7 separate regions of the Mus musculus genome follow, and regions 1, 2, 3, 5, 6 and 7 are each linked to region 4. A link is a loop called in an ENCODE intact Hi-C map of the cell type or tissue named here. Cell type or tissue: heart. All regions are shown on one strand.

Region 1 (4,000 bases), 150 kb after region 4:
CTACAGTGGAGCTTGGCAAGCTTTTCAGAAAAGTAACTGATGTTACTATCCACTCTTCAGCCACTGTTATTTCTACCAACAGCTCTGCCTGTGTGATTCAGCACTATAGTCTAAGTACTTGGGATACCATTTGGCATTTCATAAGTAACAGGTGTCTGTATAATAAGTGGTGTCATGCGGATAACCAAATCCCAAAGAGGGAGTTTTGAAAGGGTGCCAACCGAGCTGTACATGTGAGTGCGCCACAGGGGCACAAGCAGCCCTCAGACAGACAAGCATGACAGCAGCTGACAGAGGAACACAGTCTGAGAACAGACCCCGACAGCCTTGAGCAAGCACCGAAAAAAAAACCACAAAGACACAGAACCAAATTTAGGTTCCGAACACAAGTCAAAACTACACCCAAAGTTCCTCTCAGAAGCAATGAATCCTCCTGGCTAGCTCCAGATCTGATGGATGGAAACAGTCAAAGGATTTCCCACTCCTGTAACAGCTCGACCAACCAGACTGCCTATTCTGTGTACGGTAAAAGTTAAGTCTTGTTGGACTTTTGGGGCGTGAGCATGATGTGCAGATTTCAGAAAACCTATGGCCCACAAAGCTTGGGGGCGGGGGGGGGGGGGGCTTCACCAACGGCAGTAGGCCATGCAGACTTAAAAAAAAAAAAAAAACCAAACCTAACTGCAAGCCAGGCAGTGGTGCTGCACTTGTTCAATCCCAGCACTAGGGAGGCAGAGACAGTTGTGTGTCCAAAGTCAGCCTGGTCTACAGCGCTTGTTCCAAAACAGCCAGGGCTACGCTGAGAACTTGTCTCAAAACAAAACAAAACAAAACAAAAAGACAAAAACTAACTTCAGAAACTTTAGTTCCTGCTGCACCTCCCAGCCCACCCCCCCCCCCCATCCTTTGAAAAACATTTAAAGCATGGACCTTTATGGACAGTCAGTCTTACGGAGGTTAAAAACAACGCGTGCCCTTCTATTAAAAGCCCAGTATTTTAGGACTGGTGCGATGGCTAATCCGGTAAAGATGTTTGCCACCACACCTGAGTTCCATCCCTGCATCCAAGAGTGGATGGACCCAAGCGTTCTACTAAGGTTTCCTCCCACAGTGAGAACTCAACTTATGCCAACAAAGAGCATTTACCAAATGAATAGAAAGCGAAAGCCAGAGAAGTCAAGGGATGGCACCCAAACAAGCTAACAGGTAGGCAGGTGCCAGGGGCCATTGGAAGGTCTACACAGAACACTAGAGAAAAACAGGAAAAGCGTCCAGTATGTGACCTGGAAACTCAGAGGACCTCAGCCGAGTGGGCCCGCTCCAGGGAAGACCAGATCCTACTAGACCCGCAGGGGATCCAACGAGCCCCGAGGTGGATGGGAGTTGGGCGAACTTCAAGGCCACGGTCTCCAGAAATGTCGCGGTTGCGGGGGCAGACCTGAGACGACCGGCCACAGGTAGTACCCAATCTACGGCAGGCGACTTCCATTCTCCGGTGCCCCGCCTCTACTAAACGCCGGGACCGAGAAAGGAGTTAACCTGCGCGCCTTCCGCACGCCTGTGAGGGCTGCACAGAGACGCCCACATCTCGGCTTACCTCGAAGGATGACTCCAACTCGTCCACCAAAGTGCTGTTAGATGGTCTCGGGGCCCCAGGGGCTGCTTGCAGAAGCGACGCCTGGCCTGGGAGCCCGGGCGGCGGCGGCGGGGGACCTGGAGGCTGCCCAGTGAACATCCCTCCCAGGGACGCCGCCATGTCTGCAACGGCGGGCGGAAACGACACCGGGCCTGTGTGCGCAGGCGCGGGCAGCCTGATCACGTGGCAGGCCTGGTCACATGACGGGCAGTTCGCCTATTCGCCCGGAGAAAGGATTTACCATCATCCTTGTTTCTGTGCGGTCTGCCCAATTTATAGCCGACCTGGGTTTACTCTTTTTTGACCTAAATACTAAATGCTGGGACTGGTTTAAACCAGTCACTTGCAGAGACCGAACAAGGGCGCTGGCCTCCCTGCCTCCAGCCAAGCCCTTGGGCTGTCCCTAAAGACCTTAGCCGAGTCTTTTCTGCGCTCCTTTAGAAAAATGAGTCATCAGTTCATTCTAGGGTGATTAAGGGCTTGAGATGTACCAAATGCCAATCTAGTCACTTGTTCTGGCTGGAACAACACAAGTTCCCTCTAAATTCTGGCGTGAGGTGACATCCTGAAGGATACCAGTGTTCCTGGCACTTTTCTAATCGTATATGATAACACCGGAGGGAAAGTGACTGCATCTGTTTTCATAACGGCTTTAATGTTTGCCTGTTCACTAATTCAGAAGCCAAATAGCCTTGTTGTCGTCGTTGTTGTTTAATTTTACAACACTTAAAAAAAAAAGAAAAATTATCAGCTGACCAAGTTTTCGCCGAAAGATTTCCTTGCCCTAGACAGAGGGTAGGGAATAAGTGACAGGAGACAGGATGAAGGAGAAGAGAAGGATGGGGAGTGGTATTTGTCACTGGAGGATAAAAGACTGCCTCTAGATAGAGAGGAGACAGATGCGGCACATAGTAAAATGGACATTTATAATGGTATAAAGGGAACCCCTGTGTTAGAATGATGTGTTCAATTTTAGTTGGACAAGTTAATTAGGTGAGCCAACGGGGACTTTTCATTGCTGGACTTCAATACGATGATATCTTCACCTTGGTAGTCAGCCTCAGGAAGTGGCCAAATAAGTGAACAAACCTCGGTGGCTAGCTTTAGGAACACAATCTAACAGTTCTTAGTAAAGCAGAGGAAATGGAGGAGCCGAACAAGGATTGCCAGAGCCATGCTCAAGTGGACTAGTGTCCCTTCAACTTAACTGAGTCCTTCTAGTTTCCAGATAGGCATGTTTAATAATCTAGACATAGTAGTAAATACCCCAAATAGGAAGAAAAACCTCATAAATACATACAGCATTATTTGTAGAGATAAGTACTGAGGGAAAATGCTTGGGAGTGGACAGCTAAGTGCTCTTTGATGTGGAGGGCCTCTCTAAAGAGATCTCATTTGGAATGAAAATTTAAATGGAAGACCTTTCTAGAAAAAAAAACCTAAAGAAATACTTTGCGGGGTTAGTCAGGTTTTAGTTATCTATATGCCCAACATCCAGAACTCTGTCTAGCAAATATAGAGAAACACTTGTTGACTGAAAAATAAGCGCAGAGGCTTGAGCAGATGGCTGAGCTCGGGCTGGGAAGGCTGCATCTCAGCACTGGATTGGCCCAGGCTGCAGTGGGCCCATGGCAGCAGTTTCTTGAGTCTGACACTTAACTAACTTGTCTCAACCATGCTCTGAGCACAGATGAGGAGGTGCTGGGTCTATGTATGTGTGAGGTGGATACCATCAGAACTGTTCACATTCATTCTGGCATTATCTTGCAACGTTGTGACAAAAGAAAGGACCATGTAGAGATTTCTTCAGAACAGTCATCTGTTGCAGGATATTTGATCACATTGTGAACAGTGAGGCTGTGTTTCTAGTTGTTGTGTGGCTCAGCCTTAGCACACACCTTTAATCCCTCTGGCTGGAATACAGACATGCCCTTTGGACACACCTTTAATCCTAAATAATGAAGGTAAAGTTAGTTTGTAAGTGATGTCTAATTGAGACAAATAAATGAATCAGAGAAAGATTTTGACAGAATAGGATGAGAAGAGGAAAAGGGAAGCTACTTAAGAGAGCAGTGCAGGGAGGGGGGGAGAGGGAGAGGGGAGGGGGAGAGGGAGGGGGGAGAGAGGCAGTTTACCAGGAGAGTTTTACACAGGTTGAAGAGAGAACAAGCTAGATAGACACAGGTAAATACACAATGAGCCAGAGAATGAGAAGGAACCAGAAGAATTGAACAGATTCCTAGAGTTAGTATTAGGCAAAGCAGAACAATTCGGGAGAGGCTGAGAGAAGGAAACCTGAATGAATCAGTCAGCCTAGAGATGAGTTTGAGCCAGAACAGCTGAGTTGAACCAGCCAACAGAACT
Region 2 (4,000 bases), 680 kb before region 4:
GTACAAACATACATCACTATATACATTTGTTAATTTTCTTTTTTGTTTAAAATAATATGGAACACTCACCTTGTCTTTACACATATCCCTGCTTTTTATTTTAGAACTTTGTGGGTTTTATATAAAAATAACATGTCTTCACATGGTCACAACAAGATATGCAGTATTAAAGAAAAAACTAGGAATGATAGCTCCAAGAACTACTTGCATTACACTGGGTAAATCACTCAGAGTCATTGTGCCTCTGTGTGTGTGTCTGTGTGTGTGTATGTCTCTGTGTGTGTGTGTGTGTGTGTGTGTGTGTGTATGTCTGTGTGTTTCTGTGTCAGTTGTGCCTTTTAGCTATTAGGAAAGATGCAGGGAAGAGCTGTATGCAAGGTATATAGAGATGTGTTGTCCATCATATGAGCCCTGATATGTTGCTACTCAAACTAATAAGAACTATGATTATGCCAATCCAAACAGAACTATATTTCTGTTAAGAAGCATTCTATTAATGGAGGAAATTGATTTAAAAAAAACCAGAATGTGGTCTTATTTCAAATGTCAAATAGAAGGATGGTGCGTTCGCTTGTAAATTATGCAGCTATGCACAAAATGCATTCGATGGACACAGTGAAACCTGCAGGGTCATCAGGTAGAGCATGAATTCAAATCATCACCTGCACAAAGCAGCAACTACATTCCGCAGCTGAAGGCATTCCATTTTGTATGCTTCAGAGACCAGGGTGATTCCAGCTCCCGATTCTGTTATAATTTATGGTAAATGAGGCATGAATTTGGAGGAATTATTTATTTACTTCTGAAGTGAATCTGTGACCTGTGAATGACCCTATTACTAGTTAATAGTAGGAAAGAATTACTTGTTACTGGAATGAAAGGCAGGGAATATTATCTAAGCACATGATCTAATCTTCACTATTCACACAGTTTAAATTTCTTCCCTAAAGGATCGTGTCAACAATACTCACAAGAAGAGAGAGTGAGATCATTATCATGTAAGAAAGATGAATATGTGGATACCTTTGGATCCAGCACACCTAATTTTAACTCCAGGGTTTATGTATGAGCAGAATCCAAGATTCAGATACACCTCTTAAGCCATTTGCAGTTCTTAAGTATAAATTCAAATATTAAAAATTATGCAAACTAGTATTGGGATAATATTTTACACTTTATGAACTCAATTTTGCAGCAAGTAATTGATGTAATAAGTCAGATTCAAATAGTATATTGGGTACTCTTCTTCGGCACTAATTTATTTAAAAAAAATCAATTATAGGATCAGGAAATTTAAAAATTCACACTAAAGAAAAGGCAGCATTGATTAAGCAGTACCCTAGCGAACAAATCCTATTTTGTTCGAATAAATTTGAAGACACCATTGCACTGAATGTTGCAAATCTCTTAAAGCACGAGTTTCTGAGTCTTCTCCTACCTCAGGAAATAGGGAGGCTTTGGGACTTTTATCCATCCTTCCCAGAGCATAAATCTCTCTCAGCGTTCCGATAATTCAAAACTGCAGTAATTGAATGTAGAGAAGTAACGATTGTTGTCCAAGTACAATTCACTCAGTCTATTGATTCAGCGCTTAGCTGTTTGGCCTAATCACGGTGGTTTCCCTTATCAAGCAAGCGTAGCTAAAGCAGCCCACTGCTTGACCTGTGCCCGCTTGTTAAGGTTTTCTTTCCCTTCGGGCTGGAAGATTTCAGAACGATTTTCTAAAGTTGGCCACACGGGGGCAGCATGACCATGCACTCAAAGGCTTCGGGCCCCTGCAGTTTAAAATTAAGAGTGCAGCATCAATCAACTCAAGCAAACATCCTTTTGTGTGCTATTCTTTGACTTAGGGATGTGCGAAAACGCTGTGTGGTCTGTGAAAACAGAGCTCTGTTTCTTCTGTCCAGATTTCTAGAGGAATATGGGTGCAGGGTGAGAGGTAGTGCTACCCCTAATGAGCCAATTAGTTTGAGTGGCACAAATACCACTAAGGACTTAGAGAGAGAAAGAAAAAAAAAAGCTTCTATGGGAGACAGAGAGAAAATAAACCTAGCTTTAGTTTTAGGCAAAATGGTGCCTGTGTTAAAAAAAAATGTCTCTTTATTTGACTTTCCAATAAAGAAGGAAGAAATATTTGGATTGGTAGTCTCCATTTGTATTCATGACCTCCTTTTTCAGACACATTTTCAGTCACATTTTCATATTAATATACTTGCAGTTTACCCAGCTTGCTAATCTATGCATTCCAAATATCTCACCATATTCCTTTCACCTGCAATTTCATTATGGAGGAAAAGAGCTCTCATATGTCTTATGTATACATATATTTTCCAGTACATGCAAGGATTATCATTTACCTCTCACAGTCATTGTGTATAATAGGTGCTATTGTTTCCATTTTATTAATGGAGGGAAATGACAAGAAAAATTAATTGAATTGATTCAAGTTCCTACAGCTAGTGAGCGGGCAGGACCTGGTGTGTCTGAGATACAAACCCCGTTTCTCTCCTCACACTTATTTCTCATTAAGGACTAATATCTCTCTTTTTTAAAATCAATCTTTTCCTTTCCGCTCATAATTGTTCAGTTTTATTTTTAACTCATGCACTGAAAAGAATCAAGAAAGAAGCAGGAAATAAGTGCTAACCTTAGTGTGCAGGTAAGATTCAACATCTAGTGAGATCTGCTCACAAACCAGTAGATACTGATGTGTAGAATATGGAAGGGTGTATACAGTGACTATAACAGGTATAATTTATGTCTCCTCACTTTTATTTTAACTAACAAACAAATGTATATTTTTCAGTTACGAATCACATATTAGCAACAATAACATGATTGGATCTACTTATGATTAGAAAGAATCCTACAAAATAAGGACAAACAGAAAAATCTTTCATATGGTTTATAAAGAAAACCATCAAACAACCACACTCTGATCACTGTACAGCTGTAGCAATAACCAAGTCAGCTAACATCATAAGTTAAGTCATTCTGCTCCCTTGGACATTAGAAATGTCCTGTGGGAACATGGGATCTGCTTGCTATCTGTATGAGATAAAAATTATCTACCTGCTTCAGCCTCTGACCACAGGTTCATCCACACACTTCTTTCTCCAGTTTCTGATTTCTGACGTTACAAGTATTTTCTCTCTAGCCAAGACATTTGCTTCCACCCAGGTAAAGATCAGAGATGGGTATGTGGATGGGTGGGTGGGTAGGTAGGTAGGTAGATAGATAGGTAGGTAGGTAGATAGATAGATAGATAGATAGATAGATAGATAGATAGATAGATAGATAGATAATAGTTGGATAGATAGGTAAGTAGATAGACAGGTAGGTAGATAGATAGATAGATAGATAGATAGATAGATAGATAGATAGATAGATGTATACACACATACATACACACATACATACATACATACATACATACATACATACATACATACACAAATAAAGACAGATAAAAGAAGTGGACAGAGGATGAGAAGGGAGAGAGAACACAACACATATGAGTGGATGCCTGTGTCTGAAGTACTAAACTTTACCTGTAGTCAAGCTGCTAACCAGATGTGTGAAGCTGTGCTCAGCAAAGGAAATTATTTTCACCATGGACCTTTAATTCCCTGCTATGTAGTGCTCTAATCAGAGATATGTCTCCTGTTTGCACCAATACACCATGAAAACCTGTGACATGTCAGTCTTGGGGTTATGCTTCAGTTGTCAATTCATATATTAGGTTTGCTTCTGTTACAGCAACATACATCACAATCAAAAGTCACTTGGAGGAGAGAATGGTTTCTGTTCGATCACAGGTTTCCGCCTATCACCTAGGAAAGCTCAAGTTGAAATCTGGATGCAGGAGCTGACTGGAGCCCACAGGGGAAGGCTGTTTACTGACTTGCTCTCCAAGCTTGCACAGTTACTTTCTTATGAAATCCTAAGCCCACATGTCTGGGTATAGCACCATCCATAGTGGGCTTGTTCCTCCTACATC
Region 3 (4,000 bases), 1.4 Mb after region 4:
GCAGAAGAAGCAATGGTCATGGAAAGGATGCATTGTTAAATAGTTTCCCATGAAAAGACTTGTTCAGTTAATGTCTTAGAATATGATCTTATTTGAGAAGGCAATGTAATCGAGTGCAGATTTGGTCATATTCAAGTAGAATGGGTTAATATCCAATCATACTGACGTCTTTATAAAAAGATGGAGAGATGGCTCAGTGGTGAAGAGCATGTACTGTTCTTCCATGTCCCCAGACACTCCTATAAGGAGACTAACACCTGTCTATAACTCCGGCTCCAGGGAGATCTGATACCGCTAACTTCCAAGGGCACCTGCCTTCCCGTACACAGACTCACACTGGGACACATATAGAATCTTAAAGTTTTTTAAAGAGTAAAAATTAGATGAGACCCCCTAATGCAGCAGAAACACCCAGAAACAAAAAGTAAATACCCAGCCTTGCCATGATGCAGGCAGACATCAGGGTGATAGAGAGATGCAACCATAAGCCAAATAACGCCTGAGGCCACTAAACCTGAGCAGAGGAAAGAAAAACACCTCCCTGGGTGCTTCAGAGAGTATGTGGCCATGAAGATGCCTTGATTTTAGATTGCTGGCCTCCAGACCTATGATAGACTAAATTTCTACTGCTTAAGGCCACTCAGATTGCAGAATTTATATAGCAGCCCTGAGGAAGTTAATGTAGGACGGATGGCAGAAGTCAAGAAACAAGACGGAAAGGACTGTGAGCATCCATAGGTAGAGACGGGGATAGTGCAGACTGTGGGGATGCTGGCGGGGGTGGGCACTATCAGTTTGATGGATACTTACAAGTTTGGATAAGGAAGGAAAGATGATTGCATATTTCTGGCCTGAAGAACTGAGTCAGTTACAGAAGTAAGAAACATCAAAGGGGGAGCAGTTTTAAAAGAAAACAGTACTCTAAGGTTAGGAACTTGCCTAAATAGAGAGGACCATTGCACAGCTGGGTATGTGAATTGGTGGATAAGAAGAACGGTGTAGCCTTGAAATACAGCTGGTCACTAATGCCTAGGGGAGAGAAGATATCATCAGCCTAGTTTCTGAGAAGAAAGAGGTGAGGACTCTCGATGTGTAAGCAAAGGGTAGATGGAATCAGGAAAGAGGGAATGGAAGGAGGACAGAGAGAGGAGGGAGGGGGAGGGGAGAGAGAGGGGGGAGGGAGGGGGAGGGGAGAGGGGGGAGGGAGGGGGAGGGGAAAGGGAGAGGGAGGGGAAAGGGAGAGGGAGGGGGAGGGGGAGGGAGAGGGAGAGGGAGAGGGAGAGAACATGTCCCAGGTAGTCCGAGATTGTGGTAGTTGTATCACATAGAAGTTGTATCACTTAGTCTGTTTAGATTCTGTCTCAAAGTGAGGCCTCAGACTTCAGTCCAAAGTTCCGTGGAAGCCCCTGTTCAGGCAAACTTCTGAAGGCTCTCTGCTATCATTAGGACCAGAAATCTAAGCATATTTCCATTCTTCATGTTTCAGCTAAGTTTCTCCTGTACCCCCCTCTCCCTCCCCCTCTCTCTTTATCTCTCCAGTGTATGTGCACATGAGTGTATGTTGTGCTGGTTTGGCACTGCCAATCTTTCTCACGGAAATCACCTCTCCTGACCAAAATGCTTCGTCCAGAAGTGTGCTATAGAGAGTTGAGGTGTGTGTGCCTTAGCAGTACACTCTCACTGCTGTGTTCAAATATCTAATACGAACAAGAAACAACTTAAGGGACAAGGTCCTATGTCAGTTAACAGTTCAAAGGGCTACAGCTCATCATAGAGGAGAAGGTGTGGAAAGAGGACAAGGAGAAGACAGTTACATTGTGTCTGCAGTCAGAAAAAAATAAAAGAGAAAACAGGGAGCCAAGCTAAGCAAAGAAACCTGATGGCTTAGCTACTACCAGTGTCCTACCTCCTCCAGCTAGACCCCACTTCAAGGCCCATCGTCAGCTAGGAACCAAGTATTCAAACACCTAAGCATTTAGGGAACATTGTGTTTTCAAACCACAACCGGACACAGTTGTGGTTCTGTTGTTTTGTAAGCATCTTAAAGAATATAATTAGGTTAGGAGGGCTGATTTATAATTTATTTTGTGATGTTAATTTTTATAATTATCACTCCTTGGTTATTTAAAAGTTTTACACTTTTTTTAAAGATTTATTTATTTAATATATATAAGTACACTGTAGCTGTCTTCAGACACTCCAGAAGAGGGAGCCAGATCTTGTTACAGATGGTTGTGAGCCACCATGTGGTTTTGAACTCAGGACCTCTGGAAGAACAGTCGGTGCTCTTAACCACTGAGCCATCTCTCCAGCCCCCAAGTTTTATACTTTTTAAAGTGCATTTTTTTCCATTTCAACTGCCTTGTTCAATGTCAAAATGTGTTCATTTCTGGAGGAAGGATGCCAGTTAATAGTTCTATTAAAAAATAAGAATATGGTACTGGGAAGAAAAACTTGAACTATACATGCCTAGATATTCAACATTGCAATATCAATCCTTCAATAAAAGATTTCAGAAATGTTCTAAGTTACTTTATGGTGAGATGTATAGCTTAGAGATGCAAAGAATAAATGTTTACATCGATTTATGTTGAATGTCACAGAATTTCATAGGAAGGAAAGACAGTTTGATATTTAAACAGGATCCTAGCAACAGCATCCGTGCAGAAACATATTGACTTTGTGCTCTTTGCACTCGAGAATAATATCAAATATTCTTCTCTATCAAATTACAGGAGCTTTAAAATGTCATTGTGCAGTCAATCAGAAGATTTTTTTATATAAAAGGTTTAACATCAGTCATTTATTTAAATATTCACTATAAGGATTAATTGCTCTGAATATATTTTATATTTGGAAAGTTTTATAAAAATTTATATTTTAAAATATATTTATTAATTCTTTGGGAAGTTCATAAAGATTATTTTGATTGTATTCACCCCCATGTCCTCCCTCTAACTCTTCACAGATCTACCCTCACCTCCCTCCCCCCCCCCCCCAATTTTATGTCCTCTTGTTTGGGGTTGGGCTGTTTTGTTTTGTTTTGTTTTGTTTTGTTTTGATAATGAGCCTGTAGCTCCTCAGTTAAGAGCAAGGACTCATGAACCCTTTTTTACTTCCTACTTACTTGCAAGCTAGACTACTGTTTGGCATGATTCAGTGCAGGTGGCTGTACACAGAGTGAGTACCACAGCCCTGGCAATACCCAGAAAGCAGGATTTTATTTTGTTCCAGTTCTCTTCCAATACTGGCTTCTACAGTCTTTTTCACTTGCTGTCTTCAGTGATAGTCCCTGCACCTTTGGTAGGGGCTGTGGTACTGATGTCTCACTGTGACTGAGCCTGCACCTTTAAGAGGAGCTATGATGCAGATGTCTTAATGTGTGGCTGAGCCTGAACCTTTAGGAGGGGTTGTGATACAGATGTCTTATTGAGATTGAGCACTTCTGCGCCCCAACCAGTGTGACTTTCTTCATCAGCCAGCATCCACTGCACAAAGAAACTTCTATGGTGAGGTCTGAGAGTTACGTGAATCTACAGGTAGAGAGATGTTCATTTAGGGTGCAATTTGATTCTATGTCCACTTAGTAGAATAATAATAGTAGGTTCCCTCTTGGGACCTGTAAGCTTCTCCACAATGCACCGTTGGGCTAGATTTGCAGTACCAGTCATGTCTCCTTCTGTTCATCTTCAATTCAGTTGAAAGCAATCTGTTTCCCCCATAACATCCACGTCACCATTATGCCAGTGGGAAAACTTTTATTTATACTATATTGAAAGACATCCCAATAATCAAGGTGTTTACAGTAGTTATAAGGCCAAAGAAAAAAGCATCATTAAAAAAAAATGTAGCCTTGTGTGCCTTGCTTTATCAAATACCCAACTTCTCTGGAGGAAAGTCTTATAATTCGCAATTTTAGACACATGGGCAAATTAGAATGTTTTGAGAATATAACTATAGTTCTATATTTTGGTTGTTCCAATATTTGTTCTTCAAATAC
Region 4 (4,000 bases):
AACAGCTTTGTGTTTATTTTACTTAGGCCTTCCTAGCATCCGTCAATTTCCTTCTGTCATAACTTACACATTTTGCTCCCTACCCTTGATCACTTTTATATGTCCTTAACTTTCCGTGAACTCCAAAACAATGTATCTTCCTCACATTCGCTGTCCAGTAATTCCCCGCCGCTACACTCGACACACAATTGCCATGTACGGGAAAGACTGGGTGCTTATGGTTTCCCTAGCTGGTGAAATGAAGGTGGTTTTAAAGCTTAGGAGTTGGTTGAAACAACTTCATCGATTGCCTGAGATGAACCAGAGACCTCCAAGGAAATAAAGGCGTCTGAGATTCCCTGCGCAGATCAACAAGTCACTGAGGAACTGAGGATAACGGATAACTCCCCGCATCCCCTGGCGGGATGAGGATGGAGAAGACGGGTGACTGCGTGTGGCCGACGCCGGGCGTTCTGCTCACTGGCTGTGGCCGGGAGACCTCGGGCGAGCCTCGGATCCCATCCCTCCGTCGCGGGGCGCGCAAGGGCAGAAGGCGAAGCCCGGAAGCCGAAGCCAGGCCGCTTACCGCGCCGTACGTGCGGCTCAGCGCCACCACCAGCTTCGCCTGGTTCTGGTGCGGCTGCTGCGCCAGCTGAAACGCCTCCTTCACAGAAAGCCGCTTCTTCTGCGCTGCCATGGCGCCGGGACGGGAACTGCCCGAGAGAGACTGTGGTTCGCGATCCGAGGAGGACTCAGTTTCCCGCGGCTTCCGACACCCTAGCCCTGCAAGGCTCCGAGTGACGGGTTAGCGCCAGAGTTTTCAAACAACTATCGCGGGAGGATGAGATCTCGCGAGACTTCCGCCGGAGGGAGGGTCGGAGAGCGGAGACCTGAGGGTCCCGGAGCTGACTCCACCCTCCGCTCCGCCCCGCTGCTGGGACGCCTGGGGTGTGGCCTGCCGCTCTCCCAATAGGAAAAGGTGTTTGTATGGGAGGCATGGGCGGGGCCGGAAGTAGTGCTGTGGAGGAGCGCGCCTGAAGTGGGCGTTCAGCTTTCTGAATTAAACTGGTGGCCTTCGGTGCCTTGCGGGATCTTGTGGTTGGGAGTGAAGGGAGAAAGCGGAGGACTGCCGCAGCGACTGGCTGAGAACGGGTAAATCCCGAGCGAAGGAGTCGTTTGGGAGATGTCGTACGGAGCCCGCCCGGGGCTTGGGGATGTCAAACTTTCCGAGGGCGTCCTGGACGAGGGCCTCCGCAGTCCTTCGGACCCCGTGGGTCCGGGCGGGAACTGCCCGTCCGCGATGAGACAGTCTGGGGGACTGGGAAGAGAAAGGCAGGGTCAGTTTAGGCTGCAGCCGCTTGGAGATGCTCCAGCGTGACGGATGTGCTTGACAAATCTGCCTAACAACTCTGCTAAGCAGAGGAGAACGCAGACAGTATAAAAGGAATTTGGGGGTCTTGACTAAGATCGCGTGCTGGATATATAAAATTATTTCTAAATGCCTCACCTGGGACATAGGACATACCACTCCAAAACCGGGAAACTTACTTGGTGTGTTGCTTGATGACTTGGGAAACATAAATGCAGCCACCTATTCCGTCTGTACTGGAAATCTACATTGGTGACACGTATCAGGAAGAGGGCTGCCTCCAGACTATGTTGTTCTGTAGGTACTCTGGGAATCCCTAGAGGACCTGGGGAGATAATGATTCATGGGTAAAGTGCTTGCTGAACACACATGAGGATCTGAAGTCACATGTGATATTTCACATACAAACACCAGATGTTAACATTTGTATGTAGTCCTAGCACTTGAGGGTGCTGAGAGCCAGACAGTGGATCTTAGGCTCATTGATCTGCCAAAGTAGCAAGCTTCAGGGTGGCTGAGAGCCTTTCTCAAACAGTAAGGTCTAAAGTAATCAGTGAAAACACTCAATGTCTGTCTCTGACCTAAACATGCATGTACCACACATACAAGATAAATAAAACTTTAAATAAATGATAATAAGATGAGAACCAATATGTGTGTGTGTGTCATTTGTTTTTTATGTAAACAGACAAACTAAAACTTAGAACATATTAATATTTTGTGACAATCTGTGACCTTTCATTTTAGGTGCTTGCTGCCTTTATTGTTTTGTTGATTAAAAAAAAAATGTCTCATGAGTATTTTATCTAGTTATTTCAGTATCAGTGAAATATAAGGAATCTGACCACCAGAGGTCAGTATGACTATGTTTTGATTAGAGTTGTGGATTTTAGTAACGAATGTTGTATGGATTTGGTATGCTTTGGACATCGTAATCGTGGAACTTTTCCAATATGCTACATTAAATTCATACAGCATAATCTCATTGTAAAGCTTACATAGTTCTTGACTCTTACTTTTATTCTGTGAGAAAGAACAAATACATATAGGAATAAATTTGTGTCTTTGATAAGCTTAAGAAAATAACAAAAACTAAACAATGTACACCATAAGGTTCTTGGATTCCAAATTTTAGATAAGTAATTCTTGAAAACAACTATACGGGAAAATGTTTAGACTAGATGTGCTTAATTTGTTTTGTATATACATGAAATATAAAAGAAAATAGCAATATAATTAGTGTATGTAAAGTTTGTATGTCTTATACCTCTTGTTGATTTTTTTAACATGCAGACTCTTTGAAATGAAAACAACAAAAATATAAAAAGACAGGAAAATTAAAAGCTAGCCTCTCCTGTCTCAGTTAAATACAGACCTGACAGACTATAACAAAGTACTCTTTTCGAAATGAAGCAGATTATATAAACTAGATTTGAGAACACTTTTATGTTTGTTGCTTAAAGGTAAAGTTAGAAGCATTTTGCCTTCTTTTGCTGTAGAAGCAAATACTCCCTTTATTCCTCTGTTCTTGGAAAGTTGGTGTCTTTATAATATTCATTTATTCTATGTGAGGGTATGGAATACGTAACTGTACTGGCTAGTTTTGTGTCAACTTGACACAGCTGGAGTTATCACAGAGAAAGGAGCTTCAGTTGCGGAAATACCTCCATGAGATACAACTGTAAGGCATTTTCTCAATTAGTGATCAAGAGGAAAAGCCCCCTTGTGGGTGGGACCATCCCTGGGCTGGTAGTCTTGGTTCTATAAGAGAGCAGGCTGAGCAAGCCAGGGGAAGCAAGCCAGTAAAAAACATCCCTCCATGGCCTCTGCATCAGCTCCTGCTTTCTGACCTGCTTTTGCGTTCCAGTCCTGACTTCTTTCAGTGATGAACAGCAATGTGGAAATGTAAGCTGAATAAAACCTTTCCTCCCCAACTGCTTCTTGGTCATGATGTTTGTGCAGGAATAGAAACCCTGACTAACACTGTGGTCTTCGTTCTTCTTGAGTTTCATGTGTTTTGCAAATTCTTAGAATTGGGAACAAAACACCCATGAAAGGAGTTACAGAGACAAAGTTTGGAGCTGAGACGAAAGGATGGACCATCTAGAGACTGCCATACCCGAGGATCCATCCCATAATCAGCCTCCAAATGCTGACACCATTGCATACACTAGCAAGATTTTGCTGAAAGGACCCAGATATAGCTGTCTCTTGTGAGGCTATGCTGGGGCCTAGAAAACACAGAAGTGGATGCTCACAGTCAGCTATTGGATGAATAACAGGGTCTCCAAGGAAGGAGCTAGAGAAAGTACCCAAGGAGCTAAAGGGGTCTGCAACCCTATAGGTGGAACAACAATATGAACTAACCAGTACCCCTCAGAGCTCGTGTCTCTAGCTGCATATGTATCAGAAGATGGCCTAGTCAGCCATCATTGGAAAGAGAGGCCCATTGGTCTTGCAATCTTTATATGCCTCAGTACAGGGGAACGCCAGAGCCAAGAAATGGGAGTGGGAGGGGAGGGGAGGGTATGGGGGACTTTTGGGATAGCATTGGAAATGTAAATGAAGAAAATACCTAAAAAAAAAAAAAAAGAAAAAAAAGAAAGAAAGAAAAAGAAAAAAAGAAGAAACCCTGACTAAGACAAATTGGTA
Region 5 (4,000 bases), 190 kb after region 4:
AGCCATAGACAGAAGCAACCACTTCCAGCTAGGCATGGATTCAACCCAAGGAAAAGGGTGTGTGCGCGCATGCATGTGCGAATGGTGTGTATCCGGTAGTGCACACTTGGCACGGGGCAAGCCTGACTATGCTAGAGCACAGGAACATGTCATCTGGCCTCTGAAAAGAGACAGGCTCAGAAAAATAAATAAATTCCACTTTTACTAGTTCCCAAGAAGAATGTAACCTCACACTTCCCTCCTGGGCCCTTGAGATCTGTGGGTTTGGCTGATGTTCTTACTAGAGGAGGCTACTGATCACTTACAGATTTGGGTAATTCTGCACTTATATTGGAACATGCAGGATGAGGGTCGGTCCACCTGAGTTTAGGAATGCGTTCATCACAGGCATCCTTGGTATGGCTCACACAGCACTATCCTCTATACTAGGGCAGTACCTCACAGGTGTGGGGAGACTTAGAATGCCTAACTGCAAGGAGGTACAGTTGTCTATTGGTCCTGTGAAGATACACTTTCTGAGTCTGTAGGACTGGGGTGGCCCTGAGATGCCTTTACATCAAGTTCTCTGCCACCACCACCACAGCCCATCTGCCGCTGCCGCCACTGCTTGCTGCTGCCACTGCTACTGGCTCAAAACCTCACTGAGTAGTGGCCTTGCTTCTTCTTTCACCTTCCCTTTTGCATTTCTTTGCTGTTTTCCTCCTTTGCCCATTTCTTCCCCCCCTCCCACCGTGTGCATGTCTGTCTGTCTGTCTGCCTCTGTCTCTCTCCGTGTGTGTGTGTGTGTGTGTGTGTGTGTGTGTGTGCATGCAGTATTTTGAATACAGTCAAATGTTCAGAGACCAGTGCCTTCCTCTTTCAACCCCTTCCCTTCCCTTCCCTTCCCTTCCCTCCCCTCCCCTCCCCTCCCCTCCCCTCCCCTCCCCTCCCTCTCCCCTCCCCTCTCCCTCCCCTCCCCTCCCCTCCCCTCCCCTTCCCTTCCCTTCCCGAGACAGGATCTCTCAATGAACTATAGTTAATTTTCAAAAGCATTTTTCTGGGACTGGATGTAGCTTAGTGGTGGTTCAGAATTTGGCCAACATGAACAGGGCCTAGTGTTTGGGTCTTATAAACAAAATACTCCTGATAGATAATTCTGAACTTTAACCAGGGCACTTTGAACTTTGCTACTGGAATAAGTTCTTGTGCTTCCGTATTGATTTCCTTACTCTCCCCAAATGATGAAACATATTGACGCATCATAGTAGTTTAGGAAACCGAGAATTTAAGAAAATAAATAAAAATGCAAGCAGTGCTTTAATCTATATTTTTTTCTTTTAATTTTGCATTTTATCAGTTTTGTATTATTAGAATGACAGGAACTCCCCCAAAAGGTGGGCATTTATAGGCAAAATATTGAGCCCTGTCATTTGTCATTATGCCTGATGGATTGTCATTTTAGGTCCCTCTGTTGCTGCAGAAGATCAGAAAGACTTTTGTTACGTACTGATGACGAATAAGATGTCAGATCTCTACAGTCCTTTTTCTGATCCCATGGTCCTGCAACACCCTGAGAAATGACCCCCTACTATACATAGAAATAGTGAATAAAGTGTGAAAATGGTTTTTCTTATTCAGTTGAGACTGGAAAGTGGAAGTTAGCATGTTAGAAATATGATTCAATGTCAACCATCCTGCAACCGAGGAACCAAGGATAATAAATTGATAGGCGATAGTTTGCTTCCCCCTAGTGGTGAAGATGGCTCTGGTACTTGAGTTCCACATGTGTTTAGGACTTGAATTTCTTATGAATTGTTTTGAATTAGTGATATATATTTGTGATGCTGTATCATAGTGCCAAAACCATTTTGCAGCTACTTAACAACCGAATCAATAGTATCTGCGGCAGTCAAAGGTCGTCGTGACCCATCTAATTTCTTTCTGACTCACCATCTCAACTCATGAAACAAATTAATTCTGATTTGCTGCAAAGTAACCTTAAAGAAAGATATGCATGTGATTGTGTTACTTACTGTCCTAGTAGGTAGCTTTGATTGTTACCCTGATGTGCAGTTACCCGAGAAGAGAACTGAACTCAGAACTCTCCTTCCCTACCCTTTTCCTTCCCCAATCAAGCTGGTGTCAGGCATTACTTAGGGGAGGTTTGTTATGCTCTGTCCAGCTGATCAAATTCCAAGGGGTGGCCGTGTTTTCTCATGTTTAGCCAGTTTCAACTTCACTGCAATAACTGTGCCCATCCTTTCTAACTTTAAAAATAAAATCAGCCAAGCATTTTTTCATACCGGCAATTTCTCTGGAAACTCTCTCTCTTGCCCTGGCACATGGTTAGTGCTAATTATTTCATTTTTAAACCTACCACTGGTGGAGCAAGGCTGTGCCAGGGTGGGGTTGGTCCAGTGCCCAACCTTTTGCTATGAGCCAATGAATTATTTGTGCTTCTGCCTCCAAACAATGTCATATTCATCTTTGTATCCTCAGGACCCAGCAGCACTCAAGGGATAGTGTAGTGCTCCCAAGATATGGAGAATAAATCTAAAATAGTTGGATTTAGGAGAGAACAGAATAGGTTCAACACAACACACACCTGATGGTATTACATTAAGACCGTCTTGCTAAAGGACAGGGAGAATAGGGTACAGGGTTCAAGGTTTGGCTGTAGCAAGAGCAGATCAAGCTAATGGTCTGCAAACAAGCTAATTGGCATACAGACTACATTGTTGCAGTCTCTCTGCTTCTAATTATATTCAAAATGTTCCCCCAGCAAGAAGTAAAAAAAACGAACTCACATCTGTTTGAGATCCCCAGGCGCAAGAAGGAGCGGATGGAGTGATAATGAGCCAGGATGTCACTTCTGCTGGGGGAAAGCTTGTTTACTTTGCATTTTGTCACATGAACCCTTTGTGAGGAACAATGACTATGATACCTACCTCTTCTGGGGGAGAAGCCAAGATGAGGGTGCTGACTGCCTTGTCAGCCCTTGCAATGGGTCTCAGTTCCCAAGGGATAAACCCCCATTCAGCTGTGAGAAGTAACAATCAGATCATAAACGGGGCATGGTCATGAGTCACGCTTTGGCTCAGATTCTGTAAACCGATTCCTCTTTAGCAATGGCCAGAACAAGAGATCACAGGAACTGATGGCATTGCCTGATGTGAGACGCCTGGAAATTTCCACTACAGGGGGATGATGTCATGGGACTTGATACCAAATTTAGCCATTAAAGAAATTTAAGGATGAAAACTACATACAAGTGAGAAGTAGATTTGATGTCTTCTTTCATGTGAAGAGACTAAAAATAAGTTCTTGGTGGACCTATAGATGTGGAATACTGTCACAGCTTATCTACATAAATCAAAAGGTTGAGGTATACAGTACTACGCCAATGGATGAGCCTTCAAAGCATTTGGCTGAATGGAAAACTATAACCATAAAGGGCGTACTCTTAATTTTGTATTTCCCTGGAATGCCAAGAATCCTCAGATCTATAGAGACGGCTAGACAATGAGAGAGAAAGGATATGAGGGTTTTTATTTGGGGGTGATGACTATGATTCTGGAAGTGACCAAGTTGTCCCTTTCATTTTGTGTAGTTTCTAATTATATCTTTGCATGTGATCCCTATGGGGTGTATGAATCTAAGTAGAGTTGCCTTCAGAGTCCAGAAGATGTTGGATTTCCTGGAACTGGAATTGCAGGTGGTGGGGAAGTTCCCAACATGGCACCTGAGTGCTGACCTAGAGTCCTCTGCATACACTTAATACTGACTATCATGAGAAAGGTAGTACACTGAAGAAATGTGGCTGTGCCACTCAGTGAATGTCAGCACCACGACGCGCTGGAGGCGAGGGTTCTGTGGGTCTTTTGTAGGATGGGCACAAGTCATTTTGCAGACGTCTGTGCCAAGGATGCAGTCCGAGTCTGAAGGGGAAGAGCAGGAACTCTAAACCGAGGAAGACCCTATTAAGCAGATCTGTATTATTAAAAAATATCAAGGTCATTAA
Region 6 (4,000 bases), 1.4 Mb after region 4:
CCGTCCCCCACCGCGCGACCCGGCGGCATGGAGCCCGGCGCGGCGCCCCGGTCCGCAGAGCCCGCCGCGCGCCACGGCGACGGCAGGAAGAAGATGGCGGCGGCCGTGGCGGCGGCCACCGCGGCCTCCCACGCGCCGCTGACGCCAATGGCGCGCGCCGGCCGGCGGGCTACGGATGGCGGCTGCCCGGGCGAGGGGCGGGGCGAGGCGGCGAGGGGGCCGGCGGGAGGCGGAGGCCGGGCGGGCGGCTGGAGGGAGGTGGCGGGGACAGTGTGTGGCTCTCGGAACATGGCGGGCGTCTGCGACGCGGCCGCCCCGGGAGAAGGCGGCGGTGGCGGCGCGGACGGCCCCGAGCGGACCGGCCGCGGCGAGGCGGAGCAGCCGGGTGGTGGCGGCCATGGGCCCGCGCCCCAACACACCGAGACGCTGGGCTTCTACGAGAGCGACCGGCGGCGGGAGAAGCGCCGCGGCCGCGCAGGTGAGGCGAGCGAGCGAGCGGGCGGGCGGGCGGCACTAGGCCGCGGCGGGCTACCGAGGGGCCGACCGGGCTGTGGTGGCGGGGACGCCAGCGCCTTCCCTCTGCGCGCGGAGCGGCCGCGGCTCCGGTGGCTCCCATGTCCCCACGGCCGGTGACAGCTACCCCGGCGGCTAGTGCGCGCGGCCCGACGTTCCCGCAGCCATCCCCGAGCCAGGTGCGCCCGGGAGATCGTCGGTCCCCGGTCCCCGAGAGTTCGCGACCGGCCTCAACAGTGACAGGCATCTCCCACATCCGAAGGAGGTCAAAAATGGGAAACGCAGGGCTTTCTAGGCGATGTCAATGCCGAGGTGACTCTTCCCCCTATGGTTTTATGCGAAGTTGAGTCTCGGAAACCTGTTAACTTGCCCGCCGAATCCATTTTTCGTAGACTCAGCTGACAGTGTGGTCGTGACCGTGAAGTTCAGCAGTTTTCTCTCAAACAGAAATGTGCGGCACCCCTTAAAATGTTACATGTGGAGTTTTCCTAAACTAAAACTTAAGCCAGAAGAAACAGTTTGTCACACAAGAAAATACGTACCACTTTTAAGCCCTACTGTCCATAAGCTCTGAAGCATACTGTTAAAATATTACAATCCCCTGTGTTCAAGGATCTTATTAAGAACTTTTAACAGCTTTGGTATTTACACTGAAGCGTTCTATTAAGCCCGGAAGCAAAAGGGAAAGTTTTGGCTTGGCCGTTTCATTGGGTATAATAGTGATTGCATTTTAATTCTTGCATCGTAGATCCAAGATCTTGGACAGCAACTTGATGACATTTCTTCCAACTTATTCTGAGCTAATGCAGTGGAATAAGGTCCTGCAGCTTATATAAATACTCGTTCAAGTTATAAGGTTGACTCCATTCACTATGGGTATTGAAATTATAGGAGTCCTAAAAGTCTGTAAGACTGGTGGATAGATCCTGATAGACTTGCTAATTCTCAGAATTGGACATAGAGTTTTGCATCAGTCTCCATATCTTTGAAAACTCAGGCACCAGCTGTGTGCCTTGTTTGTTTGGTTTTTTTTTTCCCCCTTTATTTTCTATTTGGTTTAGTTGTCAGTTAAACACTTGCTTGCAGGAATGTTTGCTTTCTAAATTGGCAATACCTAAGTAAACCAAAGTCTTCAATCTCTCAGCCGCTTGTTCACTTAGACTTGACTAGGGCAAGCAAATAGATGCGACCAGGTTTCACTACGGTTTCTTTGAAATCTTTTCAAGCTTCAGGAAAGCCTTTATGTTGTTTGCATGAAGAAAGACAATGAAGCTGTGCAGAGCCTTTGGTGAACACAGACCTTGAACTTCTGAAGTGAAGTGCATTTATTCTTCCCTGGTACTAACACAGACCTTGAACTTTTGAAGTAGTGAGCACCCCTGGGCTGAGCTGGATACTTGGACTTGTATAAATTTAACATCATAGCACACACTCATTCATCACAGAGGCAGTGCACTGAGCATCATATACTTAACAGGTTTAAACCTGGATTTTCAACCTGCAGTGGCAGAAAGTCCTTACTAGGGAGCCGGCATGAAGCCGTGGCTATTGGGGTGGCCCTCCTTGTTTCCATCAGTCTTGTATGAGGGAAAAGATAGTGGTTACTCCCGCTTTGGTAGATGGCATTAGGGATCTAGGCAGGCATCCCAGGAACATTTCAGAAGTACCAGCCAGTGGTTTTCCTGTGTGGACTCGGTGTGAACCACCTTCTTCTGACCCCTGGTGTCTGTTCTAAGAGCCAGGAAGCTCTCACTGTTGCTGATGCATGTCTACCTGTGACTGGGTCTGCAGTTGGCCACGGCATCCCCACTCACTTAGAAATCCAGGCGTTCTTTTTGTTCACCCCCAAGTGCTTCTCTCTTCTGCTCTGTTTTCTTTCTTTGCCTCCTTACCAAGAAATAGAAAACGGGTTGTCTGGGCCAGAGGGCACCACCTAGTGTCAGACTGGAAACATCTTTCTCAGTCATTTATGTCACTAAGGTATTAATCGTCCATTCTCTGTAAAGGTTCCTGTGTACTTGCCCTGTCGTCCCCTCTGCAAGCTGGGGCAGTCTGTGCCGTTCCTTTTGGAAGTCATAATCTTAGTGTCTTGATGGCCTTAACCATCACTTAGTTCCAATGTCCCTTTTATCATTTTCCCCAAGGCGTTCAGAGCTCCTTTATAAGACATTTATTGGTGGGTCCTAGCAGTTTAGTATTCTCTTTACATGAGCATAGAGTAAGGTACTTATCCACACTTGGAGTAAAATAAAATGCTGTAGTGTTTAATGTTCATCCTAATTTATCTGCTGAGGAAAATATGTAAATATTTTATATTTATACAGCTATACATACGACATGTATTCATCTATATCAGTTATATTTGCTTTTTGTTTCTTTGCAGACTGCTATCATTTGATCCTCAGCAGCATTTTTTTTAATGCATGAATTGTGTGACAAATACTAGTACTTTCACCTTAACACAGTTAGAGCTGGATGCCGGTTCATCCCGGTGTGTGGTGACTGAGCTGGAACTCTGGGAAGAGTGCTCGCCAAGAACTGCGCTCTCACCGTGCTCTTAACATTACTGCCATGTCACGTTGCATTTTTCGACATAGATCAGATTAAGCAATGCCTGTCATCCGGTTCCTGCGTTTTCCCCTCTTGACTCGTCTGCAGGGTTCTAGGTGAAAGATTCTGCATAGCCATGTATAGCTCTAGCAGTCAATGAGGAGCAAGTCCATGTCGGACTAAGAATACGGAACTCTGTCTTCTTAACTTGGTTCTGTTGTTGAACTTCGTAGACTGCTTGCTTAATCCACTTGGCTCTGCTTCATCGAGCCAGTACTAAATAAGTCTCTAACTTAGTTGTCTTCCTCTCCGTGGAGACCTTGGTGTAAGATAAGCATGACATCTTCCCATGAGCATGAAACAGCTCCCTGTAAGGCAAGCGCAGGAGGTGAGCAGATAAGCATTGCTTGTAAAGTGAGAGGCCTGATGTCAGGTGTGGCCACCGTGCTGTTTGTGGTGGAACAATGCCGTCACTATTGTTCTCTTTGTAATGATGACTTGACTTCTGGAACTCAACTCTTGTCTGATTTGTTTCTCTCCTTGCCTTTACACATCTTGCTGTATCTCCAGGAGAAGAAAGAAAACCTGAAACCCAGAAAAGCTAACTGGTTTTCTGTTGGCAGTTCCCACAGAGATTGTCAATGGAATTCAGACAATTCCTATTCCTTGCATTCTACTGTCTGTGGATTTGAAATTTTAAGCCAGCTGGAGGATTATTGACACATCACACTGTTAATCCTTTGCTTTGTTAGCGTTAAGATGTGCCTTCCATTTGGAGACCTTCTTCTGTCTCTAAGCGTATGACTGCTCTGCTCTTTACTATCCTAAAGGAGACCATAAATGGTTTTTAAAGGGTGGGAGGCAGAAGTAAGAAGATCCTGAGTTCAAGGCCAGCCTGGGCTACATGGAAAGCCCATGTCTCCAAAACAACCCAGCA
Region 7 (4,000 bases), 130 kb after region 4:
CTGCTGTGTGAGAAACAGTTTTCCTTGCAGTCATCCACTGCTTCAGGAACTTACAGTCGTTCTGCCCCCACCCTCCACTCCTTCTGCAATGATTTCCGAGGAGGGAGTATAGCAGTCTTTCTTTTTTCTTCCCTTTAATTAAAAATATTTTTCTTGCATAATATGCATGGTTACAGCTTCCCCTCCCATGGATCCTCTCAGTTTCTCCCCACATCCTCTCCCATCCAGATCTGTATCTTTTCTGCCTCATTGGAAAACAAATCGGCTTCTAAGGAGTAATAGTAAGTTATAATATAGTATAGTAAGAAGAAACAAAAGCTAACACTACAGGTTTGCACAAAACAAACAGAAGAAAAAGAAACCAAGGAGAGGCACAAGGAACAGGTCGACACAGAGGCCCGCTTGTTTGCACTCAGGAAAGCCTTAAAAACACTAAAATGGAAGCCAGAATATACATGCAAAGGACCTGTAGGGGATAGAGAGAAAGAGATGGAAAAATATATATATGGAAAGGAAAAGTTTTAACACAACATTATGAGATGAGGAACTTCCAAAGATGCCACTGAGTGCATGATCTGTTGGCATCTCCTGCTGGGCAGGCAGCCTACCCTTAAGAGTAGTTTATTTCCCAGTGAGACTCCCTTGGAGATAACTAAATTTTCATTTGCAAGTGGTTATCAGTTGGAGATATCTTCTGGGTCAGAAACTGTGGCCTCCTTTCAGCTTTAGGACACAGTCTGGTACTGTGAGTCGGGCAGGCCCTGTCTGCCTCTGTCTCTGTGTGATCAAGTATGCATCGATCCTGTAGATAGAGAGGACCTTGTTTCCCTGGTGTCCTCTATCCACTCTAGCTCTTATATAATCTTCCAGCCTTCTCTTCTGCAGGTTTCCCTGAGTCTACAGGGGACTTGATGGAGATGTTCCATTTAGGGCTGAGTGTTCAAAGGTCTGTCACTCTCTGCAGAATATCTGTACTTATTTCTATATGCTATAGGAAATAGGAAGCTTCGCTGATGATGGTTGAACAAGGCACTGATTTATGAGTATAGTAAAAATGTCATATGGAGTCATTTTACTGATACCTTGTGCTCTGGGGCTATCTAGTCTTAGTTTTGGCCATCCAAGCAGTATAGGTTATGGGTTCCATCTCATGGCGTGGGAGTGAGCCGTAAGCCAAATCATGTATTAGTTGGTTACTCCCACAAGCTTCATACCACCACTGAGCTCTTGTGTCTTATGGTCAGGGCACCACTGTAGATCAGAGAGTTTATGACTGGGTGTGGTGCTTGTTTCTCTTTTGGTAGCATGCAGAATACCAGAGACACTAGCATGTAGGGTGAAGGCTGCATGTAGGCACCAGCTCAACATCTCCGTGTTCAGTGAGTTGTGTCGATGTTGTCTTCAGCAGCGGGGCTTTGCTATCCGTTTGTAGAGAGCATCTATAGCTGTCTCATATTCTCTGCACTTCAACTGGTTGTGGGTCTCTGTGTTAGTTGCTATTTACTGCAAGTAGAATCTTCTCTAGTGTGAATTGAGAGATGCATTGATCTATAACGATTTATTTTCATTTATGTGTATGTTGGTAAAGGGCCAGAAGCAGCTTTCTTGTGGTTGCTGGGTAATAGTGAAACTAAGAAAAGGGATGATTGACAGGGAGACCAGTTAGGAGATGACATCGAGATCCATGCCGAAAGGTAAAACCTCTTCCCCGTGGTTATATAGTAGAAAGTGAATTTAAGAGAAATGCTCTTAAAAACCAGTCTTGACCTCAAACAGTTGTAATGTGTTGTGCCCAGAACCACAGGCATATAGTTCATAAGAAGGAGATGAGACATGAGGATCACAAGCCAGAAAGGGCTGTCAGATGAGTTCATGGGCAGAGCAGTGAAATTCTATCTCAGGATAAAAAGTTTTAAAAAACAACAAAACAAAACCCTATGGATATTAGCTCAGTGGTATGGTAGAGTTTATTCCCTAGCACTGACAGAAAGACTGCAGAGAAATGTGTCAGGCAAGCGCCACCCAGTGGGCACTTGCCACGCGCCTCTCAGTCTTGTGCCAGTCAACCCTTACCTCCTTGATTCCACAACCAACCACTTTATAAAGTGCTCACTTTACAAAGAAAGGAACTGCTGGGAGTGGTGGCACGTCGTGGCACATGGCGGCAGAAGCAGGTGGATTTCTGTGAGTTCTAGGTTAGGCTGGTCTATACGATAAGGCCAGCCTGAGCTACATAGTGAGGCTCTGTCTCACCTGCACCACCACTCTCCTCCCCCGCCCTTCCCCGCCCCCCCCCCCCCCCCAATAACAAACTTTGGCTCCAGGAGACGTGGTGTGATCAATAAGGCAAATAACTAAAGCGCAGCAGAGCCAGGATTAGAAGAGAAGTGGAGGTAGAGTTTTCTCATCTCAAAGTCCTCACTTGCCATCAATCAATAGCCATAGCCCCTCCCACAATCGCCACCCTGTCTTTCACAGCGGCTCCTGAAAGACAAACTCATGCTGTACTCTATGCCCCCGCCAGATGGGGCAAGAACCGCATGGGCATCAGGGGATCCTGAGGGTCCAGGGTCGGGTAGGGCTCTTGTTACAGAGCCATGCCTTGTCCCGGAAGCTAGGCTGCATGCAGAATCTATGTGCACACTCCTGAGAGAACTGATGGGAGCCAGACCAGGAGTAGGGGCTTGGGTGGCCATCCTAAACACACAGTCTCCCACCTGCCTATTGAGAAACCTCTGTAGGACTGACTGCATTCTTTAAACAGGCTAAAAGAGTCTGGAGAGAAGGCAGGGAAAGGAACTTCGCGGCCTGAGGATCTGCAGCTCATAGGCCGCCTGCAGACACGGCTGAAGGAGAGAGAAGACATCATCCGGCAGCTAACGGTGAGGCCTTGGCTCACAGTCAGGGTGTTGGCTTTGAACCTGACATTTCTATAGCTACCTAAACATTGTCTGTCGATCTTTCATTATTTCCTCCTATTACTAAGAAGTACTCATACCAAAGACACTGGCAAAGAAAAAAAAAAAAAAAAAAGCCATCCTATTCCCAAGTTTAACAGCACTTGTTTGATGTTGATTCCATTTTTCATCCTACAAAATCTGATAAAAATCTGTTTACTTACCTTGGAATTTTAATAGAATTATTCAACTTTACCATTGTTGATCATCCTTTTGTAAGTTCAACCATTCATTTTCTAGTTAGCAAAGCCATTCCCTAGACCCCTTGAAGAATTATTTCCAACACCTTTAGTTCTGTACCTCAAAACCGTCAAGACTTGATGCTCTTCCTTAGGGATCTCTCTCCCCTTGGTCTGTCTTTGACTCACAGAATTATATTAATAAGGAATAACTGCTCCTTTGGTAAGTACTGGAAGATATTATTATTGTCTTTTTTAAAATATATTTGTATTTAAGGGTGTGTGTGTGTACCACATGTATGCAGGTGCCTTTGGAGGCCCAAATATGTTGTCCGATCCCCTTGAGCTGGAGAGTTACAAGCAGTTATGAACTGCACTAGGAATTCAACCTGGGTCTTCTGGAGAGCAGTAAGCGCTATTAACAGCCGTGCTAGCTCCAGCCCCAGTTATGATTATCTTTAAACAAATAACTGCTCGGGTTAAGAGCACCTGCTGCTCTTGCAGAGGGTCCAGGTTCAGTTCCTGGCCCCCACATGGTGGTTCAGTCCTTAGCACCAAATCAAACGTGGTAGCACATGCTTGAAATCCCGGCACTTAGGACGTCAGAATCAGATCAGACGTTCAAGGCTATGCTCGCTCATCCTTGGCTAAATAGTGTGTTTGAGGCCAGCTTGGAATACCTGAGACCCTGTTTCAAACAACAGCAAGGGAGAGAAAGGTTGAAATGTTTGAATATGGGAAGAGGTTTTTTGTGTTTTGTTTTGTTTTTTGGGTTTTTTTTTTTATTCATTATTTTAACTTTTGTACTAGCTTTTCCTTTTAGGTGCTCAGTGTAGTTAGATGTTTTCACTTGCTAAGGCACTG

What was found. Hi-C counts contacts between places; a loop is a spot of excess contacts. Peaks named below come from ENCODE experiments on the same cell type or tissue, not always from the same donor. Only the 100,000 strongest peaks of a DNase experiment are listed, where the experiment ranks them.
Region 1: a loop joins it to region 4, with 3 times the contacts of the local background. A loop is called at or near these places in 35 of 42 quality-filtered maps.
Region 2: it touches region 4 in a loop (5-fold over the local background); 9 of 42 quality-filtered maps call a loop at or near these places.
Region 3: a loop joins it to region 4, with 5 times the contacts of the local background. A loop is called at or near these places in 3 of 42 quality-filtered maps.
Region 5: it touches region 4 in a loop (8-fold over the local background); 35 of 42 quality-filtered maps call a loop at or near these places.
Region 6: a loop joins it to region 4, with 6 times the contacts of the local background. A loop is called at or near these places in 4 of 42 quality-filtered maps.
Region 7: a loop joins it to region 4, with 11 times the contacts of the local background. A loop is called at or near these places in 35 of 42 quality-filtered maps.

What each region holds. Positions count from the first base shown.
Region 1 is chr5:45,518,082-45,522,081 of GRCm38, reverse strand. It overlaps Med28 (mediator complex subunit 28), which reads right to left and starts at 1,853. Exons shown (of 4, transcript NM_025895.4): 1 at 1,598-1,853. The coding sequence starts at 1,756. In heart, no CTCF peak of the experiment used is centred here; a DNase peak (open chromatin) is centred at 1,811; H3K4me3 peaks cover 1,733 bases; H3K27ac peaks cover 1,257 bases.
Region 2 is chr5:46,345,337-46,349,336 of GRCm38, reverse strand. It overlaps the pseudogene Gm7931. Among named protein-coding and RNA genes, the nearest start is that of Gm40298, 410 kb to the right of the region's middle. In heart, a CTCF peak has its summit at 1,742 (motif pointing right); no DNase peak of the experiment used is centred here.
Region 3 is chr5:44,278,022-44,282,021 of GRCm38, reverse strand. No RefSeq gene overlaps it. Among named protein-coding and RNA genes, the nearest start is that of Gm40296, 26 kb to the left of the region's middle. In heart, a CTCF peak has its summit at 2,158 (motif pointing right); no DNase peak of the experiment used is centred here.
Region 4 is chr5:45,666,699-45,670,698 of GRCm38, reverse strand. Ncapg (non-SMC condensin I complex, subunit G) reads right to left here and starts at 774. Exons shown (of 21, transcript NM_019438.1): 1 at 566-774. The coding sequence starts at 676. 1600023N17Rik (RIKEN cDNA 1600023N17 gene) reads left to right here and starts at 991. Exons shown (of 1, transcript NR_073433.1): 1 at 991-1,998. In heart, a CTCF peak has its summit at 2,185 (motif pointing right); a DNase peak (open chromatin) is centred at 908; H3K4me3 peaks cover 2,064 bases; H3K27ac peaks cover 1,762 bases.
Region 5 is chr5:45,472,123-45,476,122 of GRCm38, reverse strand. No RefSeq gene overlaps it. Among named protein-coding and RNA genes, the nearest start is that of Lap3, 19 kb to the left of the region's middle. In heart, a CTCF peak has its summit at 1,722 (motif pointing left); no DNase peak of the experiment used is centred here; H3K27me3 peaks cover 828 bases.
Region 6 is chr5:44,222,892-44,226,891 of GRCm38, reverse strand. Tapt1 (transmembrane anterior posterior transformation 1) reads left to right here and starts at 286. Exons shown (of 14, transcript NM_173764.3): 1 at 286-478. The coding sequence starts at 289. In heart, a CTCF peak has its summit at 2,437 (motif pointing left); a DNase peak (open chromatin) is centred at 191; H3K4me3 peaks cover 1,550 bases; H3K27ac peaks cover 1,495 bases.
Region 7 is chr5:45,533,035-45,537,034 of GRCm38, reverse strand. Fam184b (family with sequence similarity 184, member B) reads left to right here. Exons shown (of 16, transcript NM_021416.3): 13 at 2,765-2,882. Among named protein-coding and RNA genes, the nearest start is that of Med28, 15 kb to the right of the region's middle. In heart, CTCF peaks have their summits at 2,024 (motif pointing left) and 2,555; a DNase peak (open chromatin) is centred at 2,524; H3K4me3 peaks cover 435 bases.